Regions from separate parts of the Mus musculus genome. Here region 2 is linked to region 1. The links are chromatin loops, found by intact Hi-C in ENCODE. Cell type or tissue: left cerebral cortex. All regions are shown on one strand. Each heading gives the region's core, and the rest is flanking DNA. Links, peaks and the distances in the headings are about the cores only. Region 1 holds the start of Gm23104 (a small nuclear RNA gene). Region 2 holds the start of Gm34409 (a long non-coding RNA gene).

Region 1 (15,223 bases), core at 2,398-10,397:
TCAGACGCCTTCACACACTCATATGTACAGTCCCACACACGCACACCTACACACACATGGAAATGGAAAAGGGAAAGGAACCCAATATGAGACGACTATTCATCCACATTACACGGTGAACGTGGGCCCCGGCTTACAAAGCGACATGGGGAATAGTTTCCTGTTAACTGAGACCTAAACTATCACCTAAAGTCATCCTATAGAACTACCAGGTTGAATGACATAGGTGTGTTTAGAACTCTTAGCACATACAAGCAAATGGCTTTTCAGAAGGCCATTCCAGGTTGCAGTCTACCAACACAGGACTGACACTGGGTATGTATATTCTAGGGTCAAATTATTTGTCTGCATTATTTTGATTTGTGCTTTTAGATTACTTGTGAGTATACTCCCCGGGCATGATAACTCTTGATGTAAAATGTATACAACACAAATTTTTTTTTGCAGACATGTTTACTTTCCTCTGAATTGACATGGTAACTTTTGTAGAGTTTATTTTTAAGATTCCATCATGATTTCCATTCTGGAGTCAATGATAATTGATCTTGTGTTTTGTGGTGGTGGGTGCTGGGGTTTATTGAGTTGATTTCATGCACGCAAGTGCCTTGGCTGCATGTCTATGCACCACCCGCATGTCTGGTGCCTGCGGAGGTCAGAAGAAGGTGTTGGGTCCCCCGAATCTGGAGTTACAGGAAGTCGTGTGCTGCTCTGTGGGGGCTGGGAATTGAACCTGAGTTAGAGCAACAAGAACCCTTAATCCAGGAGCCACCTCTCCAGCCTCAGTGGTGGTTTAGATACTAGTGTGACTGACATTCTTGATTTTTGGTTTTCAGGCATGGTCTTGCCATCCTCCACCTCCCGACTGCTGGGTTTTTAGGCATGTGCCATAACTCAGGAGCTTTGCGAGTGTAGAATATACACCAGGGTCAGCCAAATGCACCAGTTAGCTAAGGTGCTTACCTCCAAGCCTGAAAACTAGATCCGATCCTTGGAAATCACACGAGAAGGTAGAGGGGGGTGGGGTGGAAAACAGACTCCCAAAATTTGATTTCTGACCACACATGAACACACACAGATAAATAAATATTTTTTTTCATGGTAGGCTGGGAAAATGCAAATAAATAAATAATAAAATCACAATTCAACCTTTTCCTAAAATACTGTTTATCTGGTGGGGTTTTAGAGAATGTTCAGCTAGGGGAAAGAATCTACATCTTTGCATGTCAATGGCAAACTATCACCCGTTCCAATCAGGACCCTTTTCTTCATCGATTTTTCTGCGTGTTGCCCTCACTTCCGAGCTAGCTGTGACATTAAGAGCAGCTTGTCTTTCTGTTCTGCCGCTCCTCTTTTCAAGTGTCACCAGCTTGCTCAGACTTGCTTCCTCAAAGGGCAGCAATTTCGTTTTAACATTCAAAGTGTGCAAAGTTTCAGGTGAGTTCTCCGGGTTTTCAATACACACTAATGAAAAACAGATGTGGCTAAGGAGACACAGCCAATGAAAGCAAAAATGCGTGGTCTCGTTTTATTTAATAGAATGCTAGAGCCCAGGAGCAATCTATATGTCAACCCACAGAGACCAAATCAATACCACTTCCTGCAGACTCTGGCACCCCCAAAACTGTTATCAACACAACTTCTTTTTAAAGAATTATTTACTTATTTTATGTATAGGAGTCCACTGTAGCTGTCTTCACACACACCAGAAGAGGGCATCACATCCCATTACAGATGGTTGTGAGCTACCATGTGGTAGCTGAAAATTGAACTCAAGACCTCTGGAAGAGCAGTCATGGCTCTTAACCATCTCTCCAAGCCCACAACTTCTTTTTGAAGCACACAACATTGCTATCAATTACATTTTGTTATTTCCATTCTATAGACGAAAAAAACAGAGATTCAAGAGCCTGGAGCTGGGATTCCCTATGTCTGTCTTGTTCCAGGATCTGGGCATGCTTGCTGTATCTTTATTTAATTTAATGTGTGCATTGATGGGGAACCACATGTATGGAGGGCAGAGGATGACTTTTGGAAGTCAATTTTCTCCTTCTACCATGTGGGTCCCAGGGATCAAACCCAGATTGTCAGAATTGGTGGCAAGCACCTTCACCTACTGAGCCAGCTCTGATAGACATTTTGTTTTCAACAAAAAGTGCACAGAAACATATCACATCTGTAAGGGGACCCCTCAGAATCGGTAGAGAACACACTCAGACACCGAATTCTCAGCACAAAGGAGATTTATTATCTCAGAGGGACGATCGAGAGTCGGGGTTGGGAGTGGGGGTGGGGAGGTGCTTTTTGCAGGAGTGGACAAAAGGGGAGAAGAAAAAGGAAGTCTGTGCTGAGGGGCGTTGGGTGAGTCCTGACGGGCAGATTAGCCAGGGCAGCCAAATAATAAATCTTGATCGCTGGACTATGGTTCTTAGTTTCGGGAATGAGTCAGTAGACTCGTAAGGGCCTAGACCTTGGGGGCTGGCTTTAGAAATGTACTTTAAAAGGTTAAACAAGGGAGAGGGAAGGAGAGAGGGCAACACCTGGGTGGGGGGGTGGGGCATGTCTGTCATGCTTGAGCCTGTTAGAGACCCCTTGAATGTCCGAAACAGAACAAGCCCCATAAAGTTCACTATCCTGTTACTTATGCCTTCAAAGTGTATCACCGACCTAGCCCAAGCGCACCAGCCAGTCGCTCCCCAGAATCCCACATTGCCAACTCTCACTGTTCTCTTTTGTAACCGGGTTTGATGTGCCTGAATGGTTGTTTTCCTTGCAAACCGTCTAGTGTGTTTTGGAAACCTTTGCCTTTCTCAGAAATCTCTCTCCAACATAAATTAACCATAGACCTGTAGGGTACCTCACGGTAGAATTTTAAGAGCAGCGTGGGTTCGCCCCAGGCTCGTAGTTTTAAGGTCGAATTGTGATGGGGTTCAGGACATAACAAAATACAGCATCTTAGCATTAAGAAAACAACAGAAATGGTTTGGTTGAGAAATGTCCCATATAGATTAGTGATCTGCAGGCTCAGCCCATAAATGACGGAGGTTTTTTAAGAGGTGGGAATTTAAGGGGCGGGAACTAGTTAGAAAAATAGTCAGGGTAGGGGGTTAGGTCTCTGGTAGTGTGTGTGTCTGTGTGTGTCTGTGTGTGTCTGTGTGTGTGTGTGTGTGTGTGTGTGTGTGTGTGTGAGAGAGAGAGACCTTCCTATGTTGATCAAGCTGGATTGGAACTTGCTGACATCTGCTTGCTTCTGCCTTCCAAGTACTGGACTAAAAGTATGACCGGCCACGCACAATCCACGCATACTCTTACTAGCTGCCTCTGTGATGTAAACAGCCGCCCTCTACTCCTGGTACATGATGTTCTGCTTAAGTCTTTGGTGCTGTGATGGAGACCAGTAAGTACGGACTGCACCCTATGAAACCATGAGCCAGAATACATCCTCCTCCTTTATTCCCAAAAGGTATTTGGCTAGCACGATGATAAAGTAACTAACAGAGCAGGAAACTCTTTCTCCCCCGACCCCCTTCCATCCTGAAACAGATCTCAAGTCCTTCATTTGATAGGCGTTCTTCCTACACTGGAGGTAAAGGAGCACCCTTCTCTCCAAAGCTCCAGGGCCACTGAGAAGTGTCTGAGTTCTCCCAGCCTATCAGCCTCAGATCACATCCTTTTGAGCAATCATACCTCTACATAAGTGCCTACAAGATTACAGTATCTCAGTGATGGGGCGTGGCCCAATGGATAAAGTAATTAGTGAGCAAGCCTGAGGGTCTGAGGTCAGATCTCTTGCACCTATATCTCACCCAGAGGCAGACAAGAGGAAATCGGGGGCTCGCTGGTCAGCTAATCTGGGCTAAACAGCAAGTTCCAGGTTGGTGAAGAGATCTTGTCTCAAAAAAGTAAAATGGAGCAGGATAGAAGAAGATACTCAGAGATGCCTTCACAGAGAGAGACAGAGACACAGAGAGACAGAAAGAGACAGAGACAGACACACACACAGAGACAGAGAGAGGCACACACACACACACACACACACACAGATAAAAACAACTTCTCTCATTCTTTGGGCCTTTGTTTCTGGTCTCCCAGGTCACACACACACACACACACACAAAATCAATTTGTTATACTGTTCTCTTGTTAATCTGTTGTAAGTCTCCAATCGAAATCTAGTGATGGGAGGAGAGAGAAATCTCTTCCTCCACAACTGTCTACTGGGGTCGGGAAAAGTATGCATGTCCTGTGCAATATTTTGGGTGTGACTAAAGGGTATTTGCTCTTTGCCGGGAATCTAAATGTAAGTGGGCATCCTGCCCCTCATCTGCCAGGCCTCTTCTGAGGAATGTGATAACACCGGTTGATACTAGCACACTAACTGTCAACAGCCCTGAAGGGAGATTAGCCATTTTGTGGCATTTTCTCCTCTGTCAGGGGTTCACTCCGTGACTTTGAACTTTAACAGCTGTGGCTTTCTTGTTTTTAAAAAAACGAGGACCATAAAGACTTCCTCAAAAGTGTTAAGTCCTTTAAGGGGACGTAGTGTATGCACTGAGGGAGGCTGAGAGCTGAGCGGGGAGCGGTGTCAGCAGACTGAGGACAGCTTGGGTTACAGGATGTCAAGCCAGCCTGGGCTGTAGAATAAGACTTTTTCTCAAAAACAGAAAAAGAAAAAAAAGAAAAAGAAAACAGAAAAAAAAAGTTAAATAGCCTCATTTATTATAGCAGAATAGCTTGCATATAGGCATGATAGGCCAAGAAATAACACAATTCACACATCAGTTCTAGATGCGGATGAACCTCAAGAAACCCTAAAAACCCAAGCAACCAGTCTTCCCCAGTATCTGCCTCTGAAATGCAGAGCCGAGAATCTTGCTTCCTAGGAGAAGGCGTTTAGCCCAAACGTGTCAGAGTTCTATTTTAGAACTCCAGAGTCGGTATCAGGTCTGTCAGATGGAGTTTCCATCTCTTGCTCTCCCTGAAGAAACTGACTCACAGCAGGAAACGTTCCCGTGGAGGTCCTGATGGGGGTCACTCAACCTTGTCCCTAGCCCGCGGCTGTTTATCCTTTTTAGTTCCGTGTTCAGAAAAGTACACTGTCACTAGAAAACTTTAACATACAATTTTTTTTCTTTGACTTTATATTCTTTGTAGCCATGATAAATTCAGATGACCGAATTGAATCCCAAAAATGTAAACCTCCCGGATGTCTGCAGCAGGCCAGTGTCTTGAGGAAGACAGCAGCGTGCCCTTTCCTCTCTCAACCTCTCAAATGATGAATTCTTTCCCCCAGCTTCATGTGAGGAACAGTAGCAACAGCCAGAAGCCAGCAGCTGGTGACGGCAGCGTCCTTGGCAGCTGATGTGAGCTGCAGCGCCCCCTGCAGGCCCTCAGAGACGCAACGCGGTGTCAAGATCGCATCCTGGCTACCAGCTCTCAGGCTGCTGAGGTCTGCCCTCTGCTGACGATAGAGACTAACTACACTTTTTAAAACAACTTGTCTTTCTCAGTGCAAGGGACCCCATTCAGATAAGGTGCCCTTTACGCGTGGGTGGGAGACCAAGTCTCTACTTTGGATTTCTGCAATCTAAATTCATGGACCCCTCGGTATCACAAAAACAAAAACAATACACACAAATGAACCTACGTTCAAGTCTTGTCTCTTATGATTTTTTTTGGTCCAATTTTGAGATTTATGAAATGATGAGAGCAAATGGGAATTTTCACAAGATTGGAATTGCATGGTGGAGAGAGAGAAATGGATCGTCAAAAACAGCCGTAAGGTTAAACAGGTGTGAATGCGGGATAAATAGGTGTTCGGCGTTGTTCTCAGTGCAGAAACACTGTGCACTGGCTGGGTTTTGTGTGCCAAATTGACACAAGCTGGAGTTATCACAGAGAAAGGAGCCTCCCTTGAGGAAATGCCTCCATGAAATCCAGCTGAAAGGCATTTTCTCAATTAGTGATCAAGGAGGGAGGGCCCAGCCCATTGTGGGTGGTGCCATCCCTGGGCTGGTAGTCCTGTGTTCTATAAGAAAGCAAGCTGAGCAAGCCAGGGGAAGCAAGCCAGTAAGCAGCACCCCTCCATGGCCTCTGCATCAGCTCCTGCCTCCAGGTTCCTGTCCTGTGTGAGTTCCTGTGCTGACTTCCTTTGGTGATGAACAGCCATGTGGAAGTATAAGCTGAATAAACCCTTTCCTCCCCAACTTGCTTCTTGGTCATAATGTTTTGTGCAGGAATACAAACCCTGACTAAGAAACACTGCTCTATATTAACAGTTCTGTGATCCCAAGTTGAGGGTAAAAATGATGTTCAAGCAACCAGATCATTTAAACTATCCTGAGCTGTCTCAGAGTTCCAGGAAAACTTTTCAAAATATATCTCATGATGATGAGGACACAGAGAAACTGAAATCTGATACTTTCCTAATGAGATTATGAAACATTGCAAGTGCTGTGGAAATCAGTTTGGCATTACTTCCAAACATTTGATATAGAACCACTATATGCTTGAGCATTCTACTCTTATGTACATCCACCCCCACCCTCCACAAAGAAATGAAAAACGGGTCCATATACAAAAGCCTGAACATGAATAGTAGACAAAACAGCCACAAGATAACAATCCAAAGGCATAAGAAACAAGGATGTTGGTGGCTGGAGAGATGGCTCAGTGGTTAAGAGGATGGACTGCTCTTCCAAAGGTCTTGAGTTCAATTCCTAGCAACCACATGGTGGCTTTATTTATTTGTTTTTATGTATATATGCACACTGTAGCTGTACAGATGGTTGTGAGCCACCATGTGGTAGCTGGGAATTGAACTTAGGACCTCTGGAAGAGCAGTCCGTGCTCTTAACGGCTGAGCCATCTCTCCAGCCCCCAATTTTACAGTTTTTTTTTAAATTAGGTATTTAGCTCATTTACATTTCCAATGCTATACCAAAATTACCCACCCACCCCTACTCCCCTACCCGCCCACTCCCCCTTTTTGGCCCTGGCGTTCCCCTGTTCTGGGGCATATAAAGTTTGCGTGTCCAATGGGCCTCTCTTTCCAGTGATGGCCGACTAGGCCATCTTTTGATACATATGCAGCTAGAGTCAAGAGCTCCGGGGTACTGGTTAGTTCATAATGTTGTTCCACCTATAGGGTTGCAGATCCCTTTAGCTCCTTGGGTACTTTCTCTAGCTCCTCCATTGGGAGCCCTATGATCCATCCATTAGCTGACTGTGAGCATCCACTTCTGTGTTTGCTAGGCCCCGGCATAGTCTCACAAGAGACAGCTACATCTGGCTCCTTTCGATAAAATCTTGCTAGTGTATGCAATGGTGTCAGCGTTTGGATGCTGATTATGGGGTGGATCCCTGGATATGGCAGTCTCTACATGGTCCATCCTTTCATCTCAGCTCCAAACTTTGTCTCTGTAACTCCTTCCAAGGGTGTTTTGTTCCCACTTCTAAGGAGGGGCATAGTGTCCACACTTCAGTCTTAATTTTTCTTGAGTTTCATGTGTTTAGGAAATTGTATCTTATATCTTGGGTATCCTAGGTTTTGGGCTAATATCCACTTATCAGTGAGTACATATTGTGTGAGTTCCTTTGTGAATGTGTAACCTCACTCAGGATGATGCCCTCCAGGTCCATCCATTTGGCTAGGAATTTCATAAATTCATTCTTTTTAATAGCTGAGTAGTACTCCATTGTGTAGATGTACCACATTTTCTGTATCCATTCCTCTGTTGAGGGGCATCTGGGTTCTTTCCAGTTTCTGGCTATTATAAATAAGGCTGCTATGAACATAGTGGAGCATGTGTCCTTCTTACCAGTTGGGGCATCTTCTGGATATATGCCCAGGAGAGGTATTGCTGGATCCTCCGGTAGTACTATGTCCAATTTTCTGAGGAACCGCCAGACGGATTTCCAGAGTGGTTGTACAAGCCTGCAATCCCACCAACAATGGAGGAGTGTTCCTCTTTCTCCACATCCTCGCCAGCATCTGCTGTCACCTGAATTTTTTATCTTAGCCATTCTGACTGGTGTGAGGTGGAATCTCAGGGTTGTTTTGATTTGCATTTCCCTGATGATTAAGGATGTTGAACATTTTTTCAGGTGCTTCTCTGCCATTCGGTATTCCTCAGGTGAGAATTCTTTGTTCAGTTCTGAGCCCCATTTTTAATGGGGTTATTTGCTTTTCTGAAGTCCACCTTCTTGAGTTCTTTATATATGTTGGATATTAGTCCCCTATCTGATTTAGGATAGGTAAAGATCCTTTCCCAATCTGTTGGTGGTCTTTTTGTCTTACTGATGGTGTCTTTTGCCTTGCAGAAACTTTGGAGTTTCATTAGGTCCCATTTGTCAATTCTCGATCTTACAGCACAAGCCATTGCTGTTCTGTTCAGGAATTTTTCCCCTGTGCCCATATCTTCAAGGCTTTTCCCCACTTTCTCCTCTATAAGTTTGAGTGTCTCTGGTTTTATGTGAAGTTCTTTGATCCATTTAGATTTGACCTTAGTACAAGGAGATAAGTATGGATCGATTCGCATTCTTCTACATGATAACAACCAGTTGTGCCAGCACCAATTGTTGAAAATGCTGTCTTTCTTCCACTGGATGGTTTTAGCTCCCTTGTCAAAGATCAAGTGACCATAGGTGTGTGGGTTCATTTCTGGGTCTTCAATTCTATTCCATTGGTCTACTTGTCTGTCTCTATACCAGTACCATGCAGTTTACAGGGACACAGTCCACCAAGGTGGAGAAGGAATGGAGGCTCTGGTACATGGCTCAACAATGTAGTTGAATGATTGCAACCTGGCAGTCCAGAAACATCATTAAGCAAGATTTTCTAAGTTCTATTAAGGAAAGGAGATATGTGTGTGTGTGTGTGTGTGTGTGTGTGTGTGTGTGTGTGTGTGTGTGTGTGTTAGCATATGCTGGTACCTTCTTTTGGTATTTGTAAGTTTTCAGTAAACATTTATCAAAGATACTAAGCTGAAATAGTCTTACTCTTCAGTAAGAAAGTGTAGTCAGGTGTGGTGCCACGTGCCACGTGCCTTTAATCCCAGCACTCGAGAGGGAGAGACAGGTAGGTTTGTGTGAGTTAAAGGCCAGACTGGGCTCTAGCAAATTCCAGGCTACATAATGAGACCCTGTCTCAAAACTAAAGTAAGAAATTGTGCAAGTTTTATTGTTTAGAATTCTGGATACTTCTTTAAAAGAATATACATGTCTAAGAATATTTAGAAAGGAATTAGCATATTTGATTAACCCGGACATTGACCATGTTTATGTCCCATGGAGACAAAACGTGCTGTGGTCACTTGGATTTTCATTTCATATTTATTGAGATGGCTTTTGTGATAGTTTGCATATGCTTGACTGAGAGAGTGGCACTATTAGATGGTGTGGCCTTGTTGGAGTAGGTGTGTCACTGTGGGGGTGGGCTTTAAGACCCTCATCTCCTAGATGCCTATAGCCAGGCTTCTGCTAGCAGCCTTCAGATGAAGATGTAGAACTCTCAGCTCCTCCTGCACCATGCCTGCCTTGCTCCTGCCTTGATGATAATGGACTGAACCTCTGAACCTGTAAGCCAGCCCCATTTAAATGTTGTCTTTCTAAGAAGAGTTCTTGGTCATGGTGTCTATGCACAACAATGAAACCCCTAACTAACACAGCTTTTAAAGACTTTTTTTGGAAAGATTTTATTTTGTGTTGCTTATATATGTTATAAACAAGTAAACAAATCAAACCTCTTTTATGTATAGAATCCAATTCTTCAGGGATATATATATATATATGTATGTATATACACACACACACACATTCATAGTGGTTAATTTCCATGCTTTTAAATTAAGAGTGACCAAGCCTACTTGGGTGAGTGGTTGCCTATCATGGGCAAAGCCATGATAAGTTAGATTCCTATCATTGCATAACATCGGGTGTGTGGAACCAGCACCCAGGAAGTGGGGGCAAGAAGAGATCATTCTTAGCTATATCACAAGTTCAAGGGCAGCCTAGGATACACGAAGCCCTGTTTTAAAAAGAAATTGAATAAGGATAGTTTCTAAAAGAATGTTCCAGGGCTTGCTTAGACAGCGCATATACTAAAATTGGAACTACAGAAAAATTAGCATGGCCCCTGTACAAGGAGGACATGCAAATTCATGAGGTGTTCCATATTTTTCTGAAAAGAAAGCTGGCTTTGCCTATTTCTTATTTAAAAAAAAAAAAACAAAAAAACAACTTGATGTAAAAGAAAATGTTCCCAGAGCTGGAAAGATGGCTCAGCAGTTAAGAACATTTTATGTTTCTCCTCAGGACCATGGTTCAGTTCCCATATGGGGCTCACAACTGTCTGTAACCTCAGTCCCAGGGCACCCCAAAACCCTCTCTGGCCCATGAGGACTCTGCGTGCACACTGGCACACAGACATCCATGCAGACAAACGCCCAGAGACATAAAATTAAAAGAACGTTGCACTCTCGTCTCTGGAATATATTCCCTAGGCATCTGACTTTTTAAACATTATTTTGCTATTGTCTATGTATTGTCTATGTTTGTCTGTGCAGTACATGCATGCCTGGTGCCTGCAGAGGCAAAAAGGCATCAAATCCCCTAGAACTGGGGATAGTAGTGAGCACCGGATGGCTGCAGGGAATCGAATCCAGGTCCTTTGAAAGAGTAGCCTGTGCTCTTGAACACTGACCGTTTTTTTACGCTAGTTTAATGCTTTTTGATGTACGTGTGAAAGCAGTGACTGCCACATCATGGAAGCTGCCTAACCTCATGATAGTTAAAGGGATGTTGGCTTCAGTGATATCAAAATTTAAAAACTGACCAGGCTCACTAGGCCCCTCCCTGCCTAAGTTAGTGTGCATGTATCTGTATGTGTGTGTGTGCATCCAGTCGTGAGTGTGTGTGTGTGCGCGCATGTGCACGTGTGTGTGTGTATGTGTACATACATCTGTCTGTGTGTGCGTGATTGCGTCTGTGCATGTGTGTGTGTGCGCGCACGCGCGTCTTGTACGTGTGTGTGTGTGTGTGTGTGTGTGTGTGTGTGTTGTTTTGTGGATGGATGCTGACACGTAATTACCCTCAGGAATAAGGTGTTTTAGGAGAAATGGCCTTGAAGCTGTAATTGGGCTGTAAGCTGGGAGTGAAAGGATTAGAAAAAAAAACACCTTTACAGATAAAACAGCATAACAGAGCCTTGAAGCCTTGGAGAAGAGCTTCCTTGTGGGTGAGCATAAGAGATGCGGGAAGCGGGCGGGCAGAAGACAAAGCACCTTCAAAGAAATCCCTAGAACAAAGAAAATACCCAACTTTTATAACCTTTGCGGGAACAGGAAGCTTCGTGTCACATGACTTCGTTCAACCTAGACTACAAGACGGAAAGCTTGGAAGAGCCGGGTACTGTTTAGGGCTGTAACTTGGAAGATGCTTAACTCAGTGCTAGAGAGGGCGCTGCAGTGGGAGTGGCCTCATGCCCTCCAGGCTGTGGCAATGACTCTTAGGAGTGATCACTGTCTTAAGAGGGCAGTGCACTAACAAGTGTGTTTTCCTTGTTAGTGTTCTGTGTCGGGATTTTGTTGTGCAGCCCAGGTTGGCCTTCCTTCACCCTCCTTGGCCTTTTCTCCTGCACTTTGTCCCCAATTCACTTTCCCACATGGAGGCCATCTATTCATTTTTGGTTTTTGCCAGCTCCAGGAAAACTTTAACATCCCCTACTCTGTGTGACTCCAGTGTCCCTGGTATATCATAGGTCCTTATTAAATGCACATCGGATATTAACAAATACACCTAACCATGAGACTCAGTAACTTTTTCTTTTCTTTTCTTTTCTTTTTTTTTTTACAAGTTCAACCCACCTTCATATTCTGAGCTTGGATGTTATCTACTGCACACACTGCGGCTCAGCTGCTCAAAGGCTTTGAGGGAAAAAACGGAGGTATCTAAATCTCAAAGGCTGAGTTCCTTTAGAGAAATCGCTCTGGGGCAGCAGTTCAAATAAACTGCTAATGTTTCCTGAGAACTCTCCAGGGGCACTTACGTTTTTCTAGTTGGGTAATTAAGAAATAGTTACATCCTCCAGAGACTATTCAAACGCCCTAGATAATTTCTCCAATTTTGATTTAGCAAAAGGGTGAAATAACTACACCATAACCTTTTTGGTTCGTGCCTGTTAGCTTCAAACTAAGTAATGGCTTAAGCACACCACAGCCCAGTGGTGAAATCTCCTGAGTTGCTGTAGAAACTTCCGTATGTCAGCTCCTACTTCTTGTCTTCCTCTCCCAGTAGCTTTAATTATCAATAGTGCAGACAATGTTATGGGTGTATTTATTCACTGAACATAAATAAAATCCAAAGAAAAAGAAGCATACAAAACAAAAGTATGCTTTGTTACCCAGTTTATTCCGGAAATCAGGAAAGAGAAGCTTAGGAGATTCTCGGGGTGCACGAGTGTTTTATCTGCAGCACTTATGTCTTAAAAGATGCTCCTAGCTAATCCTGAATGCAAACCGAGCATCCGTTCTGTGGGTGGATTAGATTTCGCATAATTTATCTTTGAATTTTTTAAAAAATCCGTGACTAATTTTAAGAGTAACTTCTACACAGTTCTAAACACTTAGGAGAGTTTACTACAGGCCAATGCATTTATCTTCAGGTAGGTAAAAAGTTTATATCTCCGAAACTTCCCAGTGATGGTATTTTTGTGCCTGTTTTACAAATGAAGAAACGGTCAGAGTGGCTGAGTGATGGACCCACCTGCGACCTCATAAACTCATGGGTGATCAAGACATCCAATGGTTGGAAATCCAAACTGGCTTTTCTCCAAACTCCCTCCACCACCGTGTTGCTCCCCCACCCCACGCCCCACGGTGAGGGAGGCGTGGCTATAGGCGGAGCATGCGTTTTCTTGGTTGTGTCCTGGAAGAACTGGGAGCAGAAAGGAATGCTATCATTCCGTTGGCTTTTTCCTCCGCCCCCTCAGCCCTTGAGATGATGGCGAGAAACCCAGGCTGGGGACCCATTTCTGGTTTGTTGGTTTGTTTATTTTGGGTGGTTGTCGGTTGGTTGCTTTTTTTTAAATTCTTTTAAAAGTAATTTTTATTTTTTATGTATATGCGTGTTTTGCTTGCGTGCTTCTAGGTACAATGTGTGCGCGCAGTGCCCACAGTGGCCAGAGGAGTACACTGGAGCCCTTACAAGTGGAGCTACAGATGATGGTGATGTGGGTGCTGGGAACTGAACCAAGATCCTCTGTAAGAACAACAAATGCTCTTAACTGCTGAGGCCCTGTCTGCTCCCATTTTGAGACAGGATTTCATGTAGCCCAGGCTTGCATCAAATGTGATATAAGTTGGAGAATTACCTTGAACTTCCCCATTCTCCTGTCTCCACTTTCCAAGTGCTGACATTAAGGTATGCACTACCAACCTGGCTCATAATTATTCATTTTCAATAGGAAGTGTATACAATCAGCAATAAGTTGAAATATACATAATATATACTATACATATAATATATACAAGTTACATAATGCATGTATATATTATATATAATATATAAATATATACATAATTATATATATCAATGGAAATCCAGTGTAAACATTTCTACCTCCATGACAGACTAAGATTCTCATTGCTTTCCCTAGATCATCTCTGTACATCAACACAAACGCTCCAGGAGAATGCTAAACAGTGCTATGTCTATTTCATCAGAGACTAAGCAAGCACTGACAGGGAAAGGTTAGCAGGCAACCGCTGGCATCAGAGGAAGCAGCAGCTTTGTTAAACAAGGCAATCCCTCCAAGATAGCCTCAAGAGAGCCCCCTTCCACCTCCTACTCTTCTTTGTAGATTCCAACAAATTAGACTTTTCAAATATACTAGATCACAACAGAATTGAATCTGATAAAGGACACACAACAGATTTTTAAGAAGTTACATTATCTGACATTAACTTTTTATCACTTTTTTTTTTTTAAATCTGTTTAAGGGCTGTCAAGATAGCTTGGCAGGAAGCTGCAACATGCTGAGTTCTCTATATCAAGCATCTAAAGGACTCTAGCTAAACTGAGCAAAGGGGAATTCTCTGGGAAATATAAGGCCCTTGTGAGGACTGATGAGAAGGTTTCGCCTCAGATAGGAGTAATCCAAGAGTTATCTGTGGTAGCAAACACTTGCAATCTTGCACTCCAGAAGCTGAGGCAGGAGAATCAAGAGTTCAGTGTCAACTGGAGCTGCACAGTGAGACCCTTTCTGAGAGAGAGAGAGAGAGAGAGAGAGAGAGAGAGAGAGAGAGAAATCCAGCTAACTCATTCTTGGCTGTGTTTTGAATCTCAATGAAGGACTGTGACATAAGGAAGTAGATAAGGAAATGGGAGATTTACGAACCCTGGAAAAGGCAGGACACGCACACCAAAGTGAAGGCGCCTACGGCAAATGAAGAGTCAAAGTCCTTAGAGAAGATGCCAAGTAAAGCTTGAGTCCAGGAAAGAGGGAAGAGCATGTTTTTCCTGCGTCCTCTCCACTGAGGAAGTACCCTACTCCCAGGCCCAAAGCCCAGGCTCCTATAATCCTATTCATCTACATTAGAAGTTAAGCAGGTATATGTAGGGGCTGGATAGATGTCTCTGTGGCTAAGAGTACTTACTGCTCTTCCAAAAGACTCTCAGATTCAGTTCCCAGCACTCACATTGGGTGGCTTATTACCATCTCCAGAGGACCCATTGCCTTCTTTTGGCTTCCAAGGGGTACTGGCACACATGGGGTATATGCGTACGTATGTGCATACACGCAGGCTCACACACACCCACACACACACACTTTTTCAAGCTTATAAAATAAATAAACCGGTATATTGGGGGGGGGGGGGGCGGGTGGTACCTCTTGGGTTTGCAAATATTGACAGAAACCTCCACAGTCCGTTTTCTCTCTGAGAGAGACCTCGGTGCACAGTTTGTCAGTTGTAGTCCATGGCTGCCTGGGTTGGATTTAAGCTGAGTAATCTGGATTGGGGACATCTATCATCAAGCCAAATTCCTTCTCTTGTGCATAAAATTCAGTTAAGCCCTTAATGATGCCTGGTGGCTTTTTATCATGTCTGCTTCTGTGTCTTTATTTAGTCTGATGGGTTTGCGACTGATTGGTTTCAGTGCCTAGGGCTCTTGACTCAAGGATATCTTACGCTCTCGTGGGGACACCGAGGGCCTTGGGTAGCATCTC
Region 2 (15,223 bases), core at 3,368-11,367, 51 kb before region 1:
TTTATTTGGCTTACACTTCCACAGCACTGTTCCTCATTGCAAGACGTCAGTACAGGAACTCAAACAGGGTAGGAACCTAGAGGCAGGAGCTGATGCAGAGGCCATGGAAGGTGCTGCTTACTGGTATACTCCTCCTGGCTTGCTCAGCCTTCTTTCTTAGAGAGCCCAGGACCACCTGCCCAAGGATGGCACTATCCACTATCTCCCATCAATCACTAATCTAAAAAAGACGCCTCACCCAGAACTTAACGGAAGCATTTTCCCAATTAAGGTTCCCTTCTATTATATAACTCTAGTTTGTGTGTCAAGTTGACTTAAGACCAGACAGCACAACTGACCCCTTGTCAGCTCGACATGCAAATATATAACTCTCAAGCCACATCTTTCCCTTCTTATTCATCCCCACAATCTCACATTTAAGACATAAAGAACTTTAAAAGTTCCACCGTCTTTATAAATTCAAGCACATTAAAATTTCAGTCTCTTTAAAATATCCAAAATCTCTTTTAATGTCAAAGTCTTTCGGCTGTGGGCTCCTGTAAAGTTCAAAATTAAATTAAATACCTTTTCTTTTCTTTCTTTTTTTTTTTTTTTTAACAGAAAAGAACCAGGGCACAGTCACAGAGTCACAGTCTGAACCAAGCAAAACCAACTCAGTGTCCGATTACCCAGGATTCACTCTCGATCTTTTGAGCTCCTCCAATGAGCCTGGATCACTTCTCCAGCCCTACCCTCTGCACACACACACACAGCTTGTTTCCTTGGCCCTGGCTAACTCCACTCCACTGCTGCTGTTCTCTGTGATCAACCCATGGCATCTCCAAAATGCTGAGGTCTTCCTCGGCATCTGGGCTGCACTTTCACCAATAGGCTCACACAGGCTCTTATCATGCCTCCAAGCCTCAACTTCTTTGCATGACCCCTTCAATCCTGGGCCTTCAACAGACACTGAGGCTGCATCTTCCCAAATAGCATCTCCTGGCTCCTCCTAGTGTCAAGCCTCAGCTGCTCTCCACAATGCCTTCATGCCTTCAAAACCACTACCACCTGGGTGAGTCCTACACTACCATGTTAGCGGGCAGCACTCAATAAAACCTTTGCCAGCTCTAGAACATAGCTTCTCTGTGCTGGTCTCTTCTTAACCACCACGAATTCCCTAGCTGCAGCTAGCCAGCATCAATTGAGCCAGCTAAGCAAAGGCTTCCCTTTAGTAGTTCTGGTATCTTGTTAATCACAGCTGATTCTTCAGCCCCAGTTAACCGGAACCACAGATTCTTCACACAAAAGCCCAGTGCGGTCTCTGCTTCCTTCTAAACTTCGCAAGCCAGGCCTTCATTATCTGCACCACTCTCAATGTTCTTTTCTTCCAAGGCCCTACAGAACAACTCACTAAGCTCTTAGCACTTAGTGGCTTTTCTAGCTCAAAGTTCCAAAGTCCTTTCACAATTCTCCCACAAACATGGTCAGGTCTGTCACAGCACTACCCCTCTCCTGACACCAACTTATCTTAGCATTTTTATTGCTGTGATGAGACACCATCACCAAGAGCAAGTTGGAGGCTGGTGTGGGGGCAGGGTTTTTTTTTTTTTTTTTTTTTTTTTTTTTTTTGGCTCATGCTTCCACATGACCATTCATCATAGAAGGAAATCAGGATCTCAAACAGGACAGGAACATGGAAGCAGCAGCTAATGCAGAGGCCATGGAGGGTACTTCTCACTGGCTTGCTCAGTCTGCTTTCTTATAGAACCCAGGACCACCAGCCCAGGAATGGCACCACCCACAATGAGCTGGTTCCTCTCCCATCAGTAGCTATTAAGAAAATGCTTTACAGCAGACTCTTATGGAAGCATTTTCTCTATTAAGTTTCCATCCATTCAGATAACTCTAGTTCATGTGTCAAGTTGACATAAGACCAGCTGGCATACCACACTTGTCCCATGGCACATGTGCACACACAACTACACCCCCATGGATAAATAGATAAATAGACAATAGATTGATAGTAGGTAGGAAGGTAGGTAGGGATAGATAGATAGATAGATAGATAGATAGATAGATAGATAGATACTTCAAAGCCAGGCATCATGCTTGGTTTATATCTGTAATCTCAACACTTGAGAGGCCAGCGTAGGAAAGCATTGACTATAAAGTCAGGTCTTTGGACTAGACTAGAGTGAGATCTGGCTCAAAAAATAATAATAATAAGGAAAGAAAGATTGTAAAAAAAAAGTACGCTCATAATAAACTGTTGATAAGATTGAGACACATAAAGGAAAACGCCATCAATTGTCCCCAAGTCCAATGATGATACCATTAATGTTTTGATAAATCCCCTTCCGGTTTTCTCATGCACGTTTTAGCAGAGTTGTGATCATATTGAATTGATCCCTACTTCCCATCTAATGTGTCTTATCATGTTACTAAAAAAATGTTAACTACATTAATAGTTACATAACACTTTGTCCTATGGATAGAACACAAAATGCTTGATCACTTTTTTCTTGTTAGACATTTCCTTTTTAAGAATCCTATAAACATTTACACCAAGTGGTGTGGTAAATTGTTAATCTGCTCTAAACTCCCTGGTGGGTGATCACCCCAGGGTTCTGAAGTTTAAATACCTTAAACTGCTCAATGACTGGGTCATTCCCTAACTCCATGTGGCTAACACATACTCCCTTCAGATATTCCTGAGTTAGTACTTACTAAATCTGTATTTTATCTTTGCCACCCTGGACCCTGCTGGGCAGCCCTCCTGGGGCCACTTTCCCCTGTACCTACATGTCGGCTCTCACCCTCCTGCAACTTTCCTGTGGAGTCCATCTCCTACACCCTCATCATGGGAGAATCTCCTCTCGCTCCTTCCTTGGTCCATTCCAGGGAATCCTAAAAGTCCCGCCTCTGTCTCTCTGCCCAGCCATTGCTGCCAGTAACTTTATTGACCAGTCAAGACCCAACTGGGAACAGGCTTCCTTTAGTGGTATGAGTGGGACACTGCAAACAGGTTTTTGGGTAACATTATCAGCATGAGAACACAAGCCGCTACACCAGACAGGATCTGCCTTCCTACATATATTAATACATAAGACAGCACCCCCGGCCCAGACATGCCCACAGGCCAACCTGATCAGGACAACTGTCCCTTCAGCTGAGACTGTCGGTGCTTCTAGGTTGCATCAAGTTGATGGTTAAAGCTAAGATACATATATAATCAGCTTTCTGTTGTGCAGCTATTTTATACTCAACAGGAACATGAGAGAGACAGACAAACAGACAGACACTGACAGAGGACCACATAATTCACATAATCTCTCCCAACCAGAATCAAGTGTTAAATTATTTATTCCACTCAATAAGGTAGGGAAATTATAAAACCTCACCTATGCCTTTTTTGGTAGCTTTAAATGTTGGACTTGGAGCTTCACATATGCTAAGCAAGCACTTTACCAGTAGGGGTGAGAAAGCTTTCCTTTTGAGACCTTCAAGTTACAGGACCTTTTAATTATCAGAGAGGCTCAGCTCCTCCTTGAGATGGCAACCAGTGTCTGAAGATTAAACATCCAGGATGGTGCAGAACTCAAGTTCAAGTGAAGAAAATAACTCCAGGGAAAGTAATTCCAAATAATATTCTCAAAAACAGAGAGCTTGCCTCCTTTTTCTGTTGCTTAATTCTTAGCATATTTCATGGAAAAGCAGATGGCAAGGGAGACTCGAGTGGTTGAATAAATATTAATAAGCAGATAAAGGAAGACAAGAAAGTTAGGAAACTAATTAGAATCACCTTAAATGTGTCTGAACTTAAAAAAACTCCAAGTTGATAATTCAAAGACTATTTTAATGCCCTAAAGAAAACAAGTTTGAGCCAAAATATAATCATTGAGGGGGGGGTCTCTTCACAGCTCCTCTAGAACTGTTCGAGACATGTAAATTATTTGCCACAATTATCAAGGAGCAGGGAGAGATGATAAGAAACTGACAGGAGATGAACTCTTGGCTCTATGGAGGGTGAAGGGCCTCAGAGCCAGATTGCAATTTGTTTCCAGAGACAGGTTGTGACTGGGTCGCAGGCACACATCAAAGAGCATTGCAGCCCTTCTACAACAGGCCCCTGACCTTGGAGTCAATCACCCATCTGGACTCTGTCTTGGGACAGGCTCTCTGGACGTAGTCCAAGGAGCCCTCGCTGGCCTCTTGCCTCTGTGAAAAGATGGAGCATCGCTCTTCTCAGCAGCAGGGAACCTTGTTGTCACTCACTGCAAAGTGGGAAAAATTATTTTCTCATGCTCCCAGGCTTCTCAGCGAGAGTGACAAAAAGAGACATGAGTCTCACCCTGCTTCTGAATAACTAAAAGCCCATTAGTCTGTGTTTCTTAATTGATTTTTTTCCTGCATCGTCTTTTTCATACAAGGGATTGAGATCAATTTTTTGAGACCAATCATCCCTTGAGATCAAGGTTCATGCTTCCAGTCTTGCCGTCTTGTTAGCTTTCCTTAAGTCAGGAAAGGATCTTTATCTCTGAGATTATCTTTATCTCTGAGAGATTTTTTTTTCTGCCAACTCCTGTGTGTTGTTTTAATTATATGATGCATGAGACTTTGTCAAATCTGTGACCAGTCCTAGCATTCAGCCCCAATGCACTCGTTTGCAGCCAGTATTTCTTCAGCTCTTTCTCTCTCACACACACTATTCTGCAGGTTATATATTCACAGGCATAAATACACGTCTGATATTCTCAACGAGTTCATACTCAGACAGGAAGGGCAGAAGTAAGAGAGCCGAAGATAAGTCTGGAAGGCTGGTTGCCAATATAGTCTATAAAGTCGGGAGTTTCTCAAGCTTTGGGAGAGCCTTGAACAAAAATTCTAAAAATCCTTAGAAATACTTCAAGTTACAAAAATAAAGAAAAAAAATCTGTAATATGAAGGAGGGTAGAAAATGTAATGGTTTCCAAAAAAATGCAAATCAGACTCCTCAGTGAGTTAAGAAAACAATGTATTATCCTTAGGAGGTTTGAGCCAACTATGGTGATCCATGCCAGAATGCAAACCCTGGAGAAAATGAAGCAGGGATCATTCAGAAATAACTCAGGTTTCATCTTAGCCAAGCATGGTGGTGCATACCTATAGTCCCAGAACTTGAGAAGTAGAGGCAGGACGATCCAGGTTATTCTCATCTAAGTGGCGAGTTCTAGACCACCCTGGGAAACACAACACCCTCTCTACATTGAGACAGGGAATTAAGAGAAAGGGGCAATGGCTTATGGCCTTTTCTATCCAAGTTGCTGTAAAATAAAATTGTCAAACTGAACCAACAAAAGTACAGAGCAAACAATCAACCAATTCTGAACTTCAAATAAAGAATAAGTATATTTTAAAATTACGTGTGGTTGTTTGATAGGAATGGCCCCCATAGACTATGGTGTTTGAATGCTTGGCCAATAGAGAGTGGCACTATTAGGAGGTACAAACTTGTTGGGGGTAAGTGTATCACTGTAGGGTGGGCTTTGAAGTCTCCTATGCTCAAGCTATGCCCAGTGGGCACACAGTCTCCTCCTGCTGCCTTTCAGGCCAAAATGTTGAACTCTCAGCTCCTTTCTACCTTATGTCTGACTGCATGTATACCATGTTTCTTGTCATAACAATAGTGCACTAAACCTCTGACTGTAAGCTAACCCCAGTTAGATGTTTTTCTTTCTAAGAGCTGCAGTGGTCATGGTGTCTCTTCACAGCAATAAAACCCTAGCTAAGACAATATGTCCCAAATATTGTGTGAAGAATACTTACTCTAAGGCATTTTTGTTGTTTATCTGAAAGTCATGCATCCAACATAACTGGGTCATAGTATACATGAAATCACACCAGCTGTGATCCCATCCACAAGACCAAACTAGCCAAACCATGAAAGTGGATGGGAAAGAGACTTATAGAGTCCACTCTTAGTTGAGGAGTTATTGACAATTGATAGTACTGAGGGAAGGAAAACCCCTGAGAGGTGGCCCATGCTCCAGTGGACTGTCTTACACCCATGCACATACAAGCAATACTAAATGGACTCAGTGGATTTTTTTTTAAAAAACAAGAAAAAAGCACTAAAGTTGGGAGGAGAAAGTGAAGGAGAAGATAAGGGAGAAATTGAATAAATTTGGTTAAAACATTGCATTCATCTATGACATTAATAAACAATAAAAAAAACTTTCAATTTTGTAGTTTGTCTGGTAACTCAAAATAACGGTAACAGGGAAATGTTCAGGCACTTCAGATGTTAAAGAACTAGAAAGCTATTGGTTCCCATGTTTTCCCTAAAAATATTATATTTATAATATAAAAAATATAAAAATATATAAAAATATAAAATACATATGTGTGTATATATATATACATTAATATGTGTGTGTGTGTGTGTGTGTGTGTGTGTGTACTACAGTGACTGGAAAGTCCTTGAAAAGGACTTTGACAGGATCTAGAATCTCTGAGGAGACATGCCTATAAGGGATTATCATCATTAGGTTCATGGAAGTCAGAAGACCTACCCTAATGGAGGACAGCATGCTGGGCTTGGGTCCTGGGCTGGATAAAAGAGGTAAGGCTGGGTAAGCAACAGCAATCATCAACCTCTACTTCCTGACTGTGGAATGTGAGGCAACCAACCGTCCCAAGCTTCTGCCGCCATGACTTCCCTGCCGGGATAGACTGTATCCCCTTGAACTGTAAGCCAGAATGCCTCATTCTTCTCTTAAAATGTTTGTTGTTGGATATTTTGTCACAGCAACAAGAAAAATAATTAATGCATCGCCCTAGATGACATTTTATTGGTAAGAACTTAATTTTGAAAGAAAGCAGTCCATATTCTGATCCCGCAGAAAGAGGTGGTAGGTTTTGGAAAAAGCAGATAAGACTGAGAACAACAGTGTTGAAGTTAAATGTTAAGGCTTGTGAGCAAGAATGTTAAAGTGACAGTGCTAAAGTTTGAATGTGAAATGTTCCTCATTGGCTCATGCACGGAGTTCCTGGTCACCAGATGGTGGCACTATTTTAGGAAACTTTTGAAGGCTGAGCCAACTCAGAAAAAAGTAGGTCACTGGAAGTGTCTTTGAAAGCTGTGCCTGGTCTCTACTCTGTTCTTGGCTCTGTTTCCTGTCTGACATGAGGCAAAGAAGGCCTTGGGCTGGAGAGATGGTTCAGTGGTTAAGAGTACCAACTGCTCTTCCGAAGGTCCTGAGTTCAAATCCCAGTAACCACATGGTGTCTCACAACCATCCTTAATGAGATCTGACGCCCTCTTCTGGAGTGTCTGAATACAGCTACAGTGTACTTACATATAATAACAATTAAATAAATCTTTAAAAAAAAAAAAGATATTCTTGTGCCACACATTCTTATTGCTGTGATGTTCTTCCCAATTACATGGGGCCAAGAAACCAGGGACTGAACCCTCTCAAACCATGAGCCAAACTGAACCTTCCTCTCTTAGGTTGCCTCTGTCAGATGTTTTATAACAATGATGAGGAAGGCAGGACAGACTGTAATCTGGTGCAAGCATGGAACCATCTCCAGAGTTTTTGTTGTTTTTCTTTAGGCCTCAGTTTCTTCACCCATGAATCAATCATACAATGCTAACCTGTGTGGTTTTGCAAGAATGAAATATAGCATTACCAGTAAATTGTTCAACACGGTACCCAGCACTCTATAAAGTGATTATTACAACCATCATTACTCAATGAGACTAAAGATGTGACAGTAGGAGAGGACCAGATCGTGCAAAGTTTTGAAGACAATGTGCAAAAGGCCTTTAGGGAAGTTTTACACTCAGGATGAGTTAGCAGAAGCTGGTCTCCAGAGAGCTAGCTGAAAGGCTGACACAGTTCAGGGAGAGGTGTCATTTTAGCTCCTTCGGCTGCTGCTGTGACAATTTACCACAGACTGGGTGGCTGAAAACAACATAAAATTTATCCTCTAACATTTCTGGAGGCCGTGAGTCGGGAAATCAAGGTGTCAGCAGGGCTTTCTTCCCTAAGAGGCTGCAGGCTTGGAACTCTTCTTTCATCTTCTCGTGGCTGTGTTGCTTGCTGGTTTGTTGTTACATCACTCTGTCTCTCAAGTGCAGCACTCAAAAATCTCTGTTCATTTCCCTCATTGCCTCCTCTCCCCTGTGTCATCTGATCATCTCCCTCTGCCTCCCCACAGGGGTACACAATTACATTCTGTCTACTCAGACGTTGTGACCTGAATGTAAAGTGACCCCCACAAGTTTATGTACTGAATACTTCGTCCCCAGAAGGGAGCACTATTTGGGAAGGTTGTAGAACCCTTCCAGGGTGATGTTTCACAGGAGGAAGTCCATCCCTGCTTAACATCTGGTCTTTGATTCTTGGTCAACACAGTTGTAAACATGCAACCTCACACTCCAGCACCAGAGCTGAGAGCCATTTCCCTGCCATGCCTTCTCTATCATGATGGAGCGTATCCCCAAACCATGAGCCAAAAAATAAACCCTTCCTCTATAAAGTTGTTTCCTCTTGGGTATTTGGTCATAGCAATTTAAAAAGTAACGAATACACCAGACAATCCAGCATGATCTTTCATCTCAAAATCATTAGCTTCATCATTTTTGGAGGGCATCCAACAGCCCCAAATTCAAGTCAGCCGGGATTTTAGACCTTCAAATGTTGTGGCTAAAACCTAAGGGCTCAGAGGTGTGTAAGGTTATAGTTAAGCACTAAGCAGTGGCTATTTACCAACTGAGATAGTAGCAGAGTCTACCTCAGGGTGTTAATCTTGGCTGTCCATTGACGCACCTAGGAGGAGCATCAGTTAAGAAAACGCCTCTAGACTTCTCGGATCCTCAGCCCAGTGCTTCTAGATCCTCAGCCTTGACCAGCCAAGAACATGACTGAGCGCCGCGTGCCCTTCTCGCTGCTGCGGAGCCCGAGCTGGGAACCATTCCGGGACTGGTACCCTGCACACAGCCGCCTCTTCGATCAAGCTTTCGGGGTGCCCCGGTTGCCCGATGAGTGGTCGCAGTGGTTCAGCGCCGCTGGGTGGCCCGGATACGTGCGCCCGCTGCCCGCCGCGACCGCCGAGGGCCCCGCGGCGGTGACCCTGGCCGCACCAGCCTTCAGCCGAGCGCTCAACCGACAGCTCAGCAGCGGGGTCTCGGAGATCCGACAGACGGCTGATCGCTGGCGCGTGTCCCTGGACGTCAACCACTTCGCTCCGGAGGAGCTCACAGTGAAGACCAAGGAAGGCGTGGTGGAGATCACTGGCAAGCACGAAGAAAGGCAGGACGAACATGGCTACATCTCTCGGTGCTTCACCCGGAAATACACGCTCCCTCCAGGTGTGGACCCCACCCTAGTGTCCTCTTCCCTATCCCCTGAGGGCACACTTACCGTGGAGGCTCCGTTGCCCAAAGCAGTCACGCAGTCAGCGGAGATCACCATTCCGATCACTTTCGAGGCCCGCGCCCAAATTGGGGGCCCAGAAGCTGGGAAGTCCGAACAGTCTGGAGCCAAGTAGAAGCCATCAGCCTGCTGCCTATCTCCCATAGCCATTGCTGGCCACCCCTCTCTGTCAATCTGTGCGCTCTTTTGATACATACATTTACCTGCTGTTTTTCTCAAATAAAAGTTGCAAGCTACTGCTCAAAAAAAAAAAAAAAAAAAAGAAAAGAAAAAAAAAAAAGAAAACGCCTCTATCAGTTGACCTTCAGGCCATGTCTGTTGGGGGTTTTCTTGGTTGCTGGAGGATGGGGGATGAGGGGGTACACTGAGGACAGTGCTGTCCCTGGGCAGGTGGGCCTGGGCTATGTAAGACATGAGCCTGGAGCATACCAATAAGAGGTTTTCCTCTACAGTTCCTGCCTCTATCCCTGCTTGAATTTCTGCCCTGACTCCTTTCAATGTAAAGTATAAGCTAAACTATACATTTGCTTATTACAGCCATTGAACTCAAGCTAGCACACTCAGGAAGGCAAACCTGATGGGGCTGGTTATGAAAGATGATGCATTAGGAACACTGTGTCAAAAGAAATACCACCATAAAAGACAGACCATAAAGGCTTGCTCTCCAAGGTCTTCAAGATGGCTGTTCTCAGCAGGTTTCTGGAATTGTCGTCCTTTCATTCCCTGATGCTGCAGCACCGGTGCAGGGCTCTGTCTGGGGGAAGCTAATGAACTCGCGTCTCAGTCTTCAGACCTGGTGAGGATCCCCATGTGAAGCTGTTGCAACTGCAATGTGTCAGAACAGATTGTTTACCAAGCTACTGAAAACAGCCCTAAGCCCAGGGGACCGAGCTAAATTAGGAGAAAAACAGTTTTTTTTTTTTTTCCCTTTCTTTCTTTCTTTTCAAGACAGCTAGTGTCCAAGTCAGGAATGACTGCCTTTCAGTACCTGGAAGGCTGAGGTCAGTGTCCTAAATAGCACGTGGGGTTTACTCACCGATAGACAGAAGGGCTGCCCTCCTGGAACTCCAGTCACTAAGGACCGCTCCCCTCATGTGGCTTCGCGAGAGGTAAAGGTGATGTGCCTTTGAGTTTTCCTGTAGGCAGGAAGGCTAGGGGGAAAAGTGTTTGTTTGTTTGTTTGTTTGTTTGTTTGCTTGTTTTTCAAGACAGGGTCTCTCTGTGTAACAGCGTTGGCTGTCCTGGAACTCATTATGTAGACCAGGCTGGCCTTGAACTCACAGAGATCCACCTGCCTCTGGCTCCCAAGTGTTGGTATTCAAGGTGTGCTCCACTATGCCTGGCTCAGGAGGGAAGTTCTTGATGATCCCTAATCACGTTTATTAGATACCATACAGGCTTCACTGGCCTAACAGACCACTCCTGTTATTTTTAATTTAAAAAATAGTGCTATGAATGCTTATTAAAAATTCATCATCTAACCCTACAGCTAAAAACTAAGAACAAAGATTGGCAGAAGAGCCTAAGATGCATCCTTTACATTGGATTGTAATCCCCATGGGCCTCTGTTTTCACTAGAAAACTATCTGATGAGCATCAGAGTAGAATTGTCCAAGTATTCCTTACTCTTATTGGAATATGGTTTTTTGCTCTAAACATAAGACAGTGGTAACAGGTTGTGGTAAAGTGGTACTGTGCCCTACCCCATCTTCCCATACATACATATACATACAGGTATACATATACACATAGGAAATGTATGTATATGTATATGTGTGTGTGTATGTGTGTCTGTATCCATCTCATTACATCCATTTGTTATGCATTCTTCCATTTGCTTTCTCAAACAAACAGGAATAAAAGGCTGTGGAAAAAGTCTCAGCCTATATTTTGCAAATCTCTAACTTCAGTAAATCCTAGACTTCTTTTCACATCACAGCTTTCCAGGTTGTGATTTGTTTTGTTAAGAAATGCAGTAAATCAGCAGACATCTGGACTGTTTGGAACTCATCCCCACTTTTAAAGCTAACTTTGAATTTTGTGTGTGTGTGTGTTTATGTACATCTGTGTGTGTGTGTGTGTGTGTGTGTGTGTGTGTGTGTGTCCAGAAGAGGGCACTGTATTTTTTAGAGCTGGGGTTACAGCTGACTGCCACATGGGTGCTGGGCTGGGAACCAACTCAGACAGTCTGTGTGAGGGAGGGCACAGGGGAACCACTGGACTGGACCACTCACTGGGTAGAAAGACATATTTATTTGCTGAATAAAACTTCAGGGCTATCTCTGGGGAACAGAGACATTAGTTAGGCAGGAGATCAGGCACCATTTACATGATGATCAGCAGGATGTGAGTCTTTGAGCTGCTGCAAGCTGTTAAGGATGCCCTTGCCCAAAGTAGCTGACCTTGAGACAAATAAGGGAGGCAGTGGTTTTCACGGTGAACACAAACTGGCCTTGAGATTCCTGAGGAATGCTGAGTTTAGGCTTCTGTTTACCCAATACCAATCCTTGTATTCACACAGTCTAGAGTGCTATTTAGGATGTCTCCACCAGTACTGCCATTTTGCAGGGTCCAATTTGGACCGAACACTGCAAGAACAGCGAGGCTCACACCACTGCACCATCTCTCCAACCCCAGGCTGAAACATTTTTATGGCTACAGCAATACTTTATCTTACTCTGTTCAACACCCACAACTGTCTTCTCCTTTTGTTATCTCCATCAACAAAGGCTCTGGACTCAGAATAGTTACTTTCACCCTCCAAAAGAGGAAAGCAAGCTAGGTCTGTCTTGTTCAGAGCAACACATTAAAAAAAAAACAAAAAACAAAAAACACTGACCTGATGAAAATGATTATCAGCAGCTGGTCCTGCTCTGTCCACCATTCAGGCCATTTTGAGTGACTCTGATCTCCTTCTAACAAAGCCCTCTGTGTCACTTTTCTTACAGGTCACAGGTTGCTGTCAGTTGCCAGCATAGTAGAATACTGAGGCAGGCCTGTCTCCAGGCCTCTTCCCGGTGGCTTTCCATGACAGTCTGAATCACTCCTATTCAACCTTTGCACCTTCCTTTTCCTGTGTTAGACTCCTTTCCCTCCTCCTCTCTGCTTCCCTCTACTCCTTTAGCAGGTGTCCCCTCTAATTAACGTCTTGCATATTTAACTGCTGTGAATGTTTGCTTCTCGGAGGACCTGGACTATGGGTCCAACAGGAGGAGCAGAAAAGCAGCTGGAGGCAAGGACAATGATATTCCTCCAAAGACCAATTTTACTTTGTGGGGTAAAAGTCACAACTATAGCATTGCAGAGCCATGACTCTAGAGAAGCTGTTCTCAGCACCCATTGTCCTGCCTTTGTACTGTGCTAACTTGGAGAGGCTAGACTACATTTCCCAGAATCCTACTCTGTCTGTTTCCTGTTAAGATAGAGTGGAGGACATTTTTTTTCCCTAGAGGTGGAAGGAGGCAGCCATTTTGTAAGTTTATAAACATTCTTTGCTAATCCAGTAGCTGGACTTGTTTCTGTCCACAATTTTCCACCTAGTTTCCTGCAGGTTTTTGGTCTCCCTGGGATACATGTTTTATTTTTTAATAAAGGGGGAAGGGAGAGAGAGAGAGAGGTGTAGCGGTCAAAGGACAACCTTGACTGTCATTCTCAGGTACACAAAACTATATTCCTCCTTTGAGACAGGGTCTTTTACAGGCCTGGAGCTCATCAATCACATTAGAGTGGCCAGCCAGCAAGTTCCAAGGATACTTCTTCCTCCATGGCCCCAAGTGCTAGGCTTATAAGCCACAATCTCACCAGTCAGAGTCCTCATGCTTGCAAAGTGAAGTGTTTTACCAACTGAACCATCCCCTAGCACAGAGGTTTGCTATTGTTCAGCAGTATGGTATAAGGCGGAGGGGAGGGGAGGGGAAGAGGGGAAGAGGGGAAGAGGGGAAGAGGGGAAGAGGGGAAGAGAGGAAGAGAGGAAGAGAGGAAGAGAGAGAAAGGGAAATTTGCTTCATAAATTCAGAAAATAGAAACTGTGGTTTTCCAACAAAACTGTGCCTATCTATGTGCCCCCACCCTACCTCCTTGGCAAGGCAAGCATCCAAAAGTAGTCAGTAGAATGTCTACTTCCACTTCCACACCATTGCCACTCCTGTCCCTCAGCTATAGATCAAGACTCCTTTGGACCAGCTTGACTGCTATCTCTGCCAGCTCTCCTTTTATCTCCCAGTGCTAGAGGTGAGCCTGGTCCCTTGTTATCATACACAGGGCTTTATATACTTTCCCAATTGATAACCCTTTTTCAATCAAGAATTTTTTTAAAGATGTATTTTATTCTTAATTATGTGGGTGCTTATCTATGTATGAACATAGGCACAAGAGTACACTGCCCATGGAGATCAGAGAAGGGTATCAGATCCCCTGGAGCTGGAGTTATAGAGGGTTTTGAGCCACCCAATGTGGGTGTTGGGAACCGAACTCAAGTCCTCTGGAAGAGCAGCAGCAAGTGCTCTTAATCACAGAGCCATTTCCAGAGCCTCCACTCAAGAATTGTTTATGTGACCTTTGGTGTTTATGTACATAAAACATATATAAAGTCAATTATTGATAATACATTTTAAAGGAGAATATTTTAGATTATTATGTGTGTGAAAAGTTTATCTGCATATGTGTATGTGTACCATGTGCATGCCTGGTGCCTACGAAGGTGAGGAGAATGGAACTAGCTAGGGTAATGGATGCTTGTGAGCCATCATGTGGGTGCTGGGAACTAAACATGTTTCCTCTGCTGGGGCAACAAGTGTTCTTATCCACTGAGCTATCCCTCTGGCCCCAAGGAATTTATCTTAAAACAATTCTTTGTTATCTATAAATTCTGCTATTTATTAAAGAGTAAACCAACTTCACATGCTAATGAGATTATGTCCTTTATTTTTATATAGAGGATAAGTCTTGACTGGTATATTTGATACTGTGGGGCACTGTAAATCTTCAACATTTTTCAGAGTTGACTGATATTTTGATTTTGTAATCATCGGTGCTGAGATTCACACTTCACATAAATATGTATTACAAAATGGTAGTGGTATATTTACAGTCATTTTAGAAGCTCTTGGAAATTCTGACCCAATCAAAATTCGCATAACAACTCTTTATGAAACTCAAACAGCAAACATTCTAGCACAATACAATCAATCCAAAGATATACAAACTTGGTACTTACATGCCAGTGAGTGACTGTAGGAACACTGTAAGTCTTTGCTTTCTGGCTAAGGATTCATCAATATTATTGAATTTTCACATAGAGCCAACTAATTTCATTGATTCTTTGTATTGTTTTAGTTGCTTTTTTTTCTATTTTATTGATTTCACCCCAAATTTGATTATTTTTTGCCATCTACTCCCTTTGGGTGTTGTTTCTTCTTTTTGTCCTAGGGCTTCAGGTGTGCTGTTAAGTTGCTAATATGAGATCTCTCTGATTACCTTCTTTAATGTAGGCACTTGAACTTGCCTACTATGAACTTGCCTCTTAGAACTGCTTTCATTATGTCTCACAAATTTGTGTAGGTTGCATTTTCATTTGTATTCAATTCTAAAGAGTTGTAAATTTCTTTCTTAATTTCTGCTCTAACCCATTTCTCAATCAATACTGAGTTGTCAGTTTCCATGAGTTTGTAAGTGTTCCCTTGTTTCTGGTGTTGACGTCCAGCTTTTCTCTACGGTGGTCAGCTAGGATGCAGGGTGTCATTGAAATTATCTTGTATCTGTTGAGACTTGTTTTTTAATTAAAAAAACAGAAACAAACTCCAGGAGTGGTAGCATAACTCTAGT

Evidence for each region. A loop is a pair of places that touch in the nucleus more often than their neighbours do. Peaks named below come from ENCODE experiments on the same cell type or tissue, not always from the same donor. Only the 100,000 strongest peaks of a DNase experiment are listed, where the experiment ranks them.
Region 2: a loop joins it to region 1, with 2.1 times the contacts of the local background. A loop is called at or near these places in 1 of 42 quality-filtered maps.

Annotation. Positions count from the first base shown.
Region 1 is chr13:45,021,206-45,036,428 of GRCm38, reverse strand. It overlaps Gm23104 (a small nuclear RNA gene), which reads left to right and starts at 10,076; the gene lies at 10,076-10,177. In left cerebral cortex, for the core only: a CTCF peak has its summit at 5,420 (motif pointing left); DNase peaks (open chromatin) are centred at 4,583, 4,957, 5,393 and 10,152; H3K4me3 peaks cover 385 bases; H3K27ac peaks cover 1,103 bases.
Region 2 is chr13:45,072,791-45,088,013 of GRCm38, reverse strand. It overlaps Gm34409 (a long non-coding RNA gene), which reads right to left and starts at 12,521. Exons shown (of 3, transcript XR_382300.3): 1 at 12,240-12,521; 2 at 10,438-10,552; 3 at 10,056-10,226. It also overlaps the pseudogene Hsp25-ps1. In left cerebral cortex, for the core only: no CTCF peak of the experiment used is centred there; DNase peaks (open chromatin) are centred at 4,148, 7,050 and 7,917.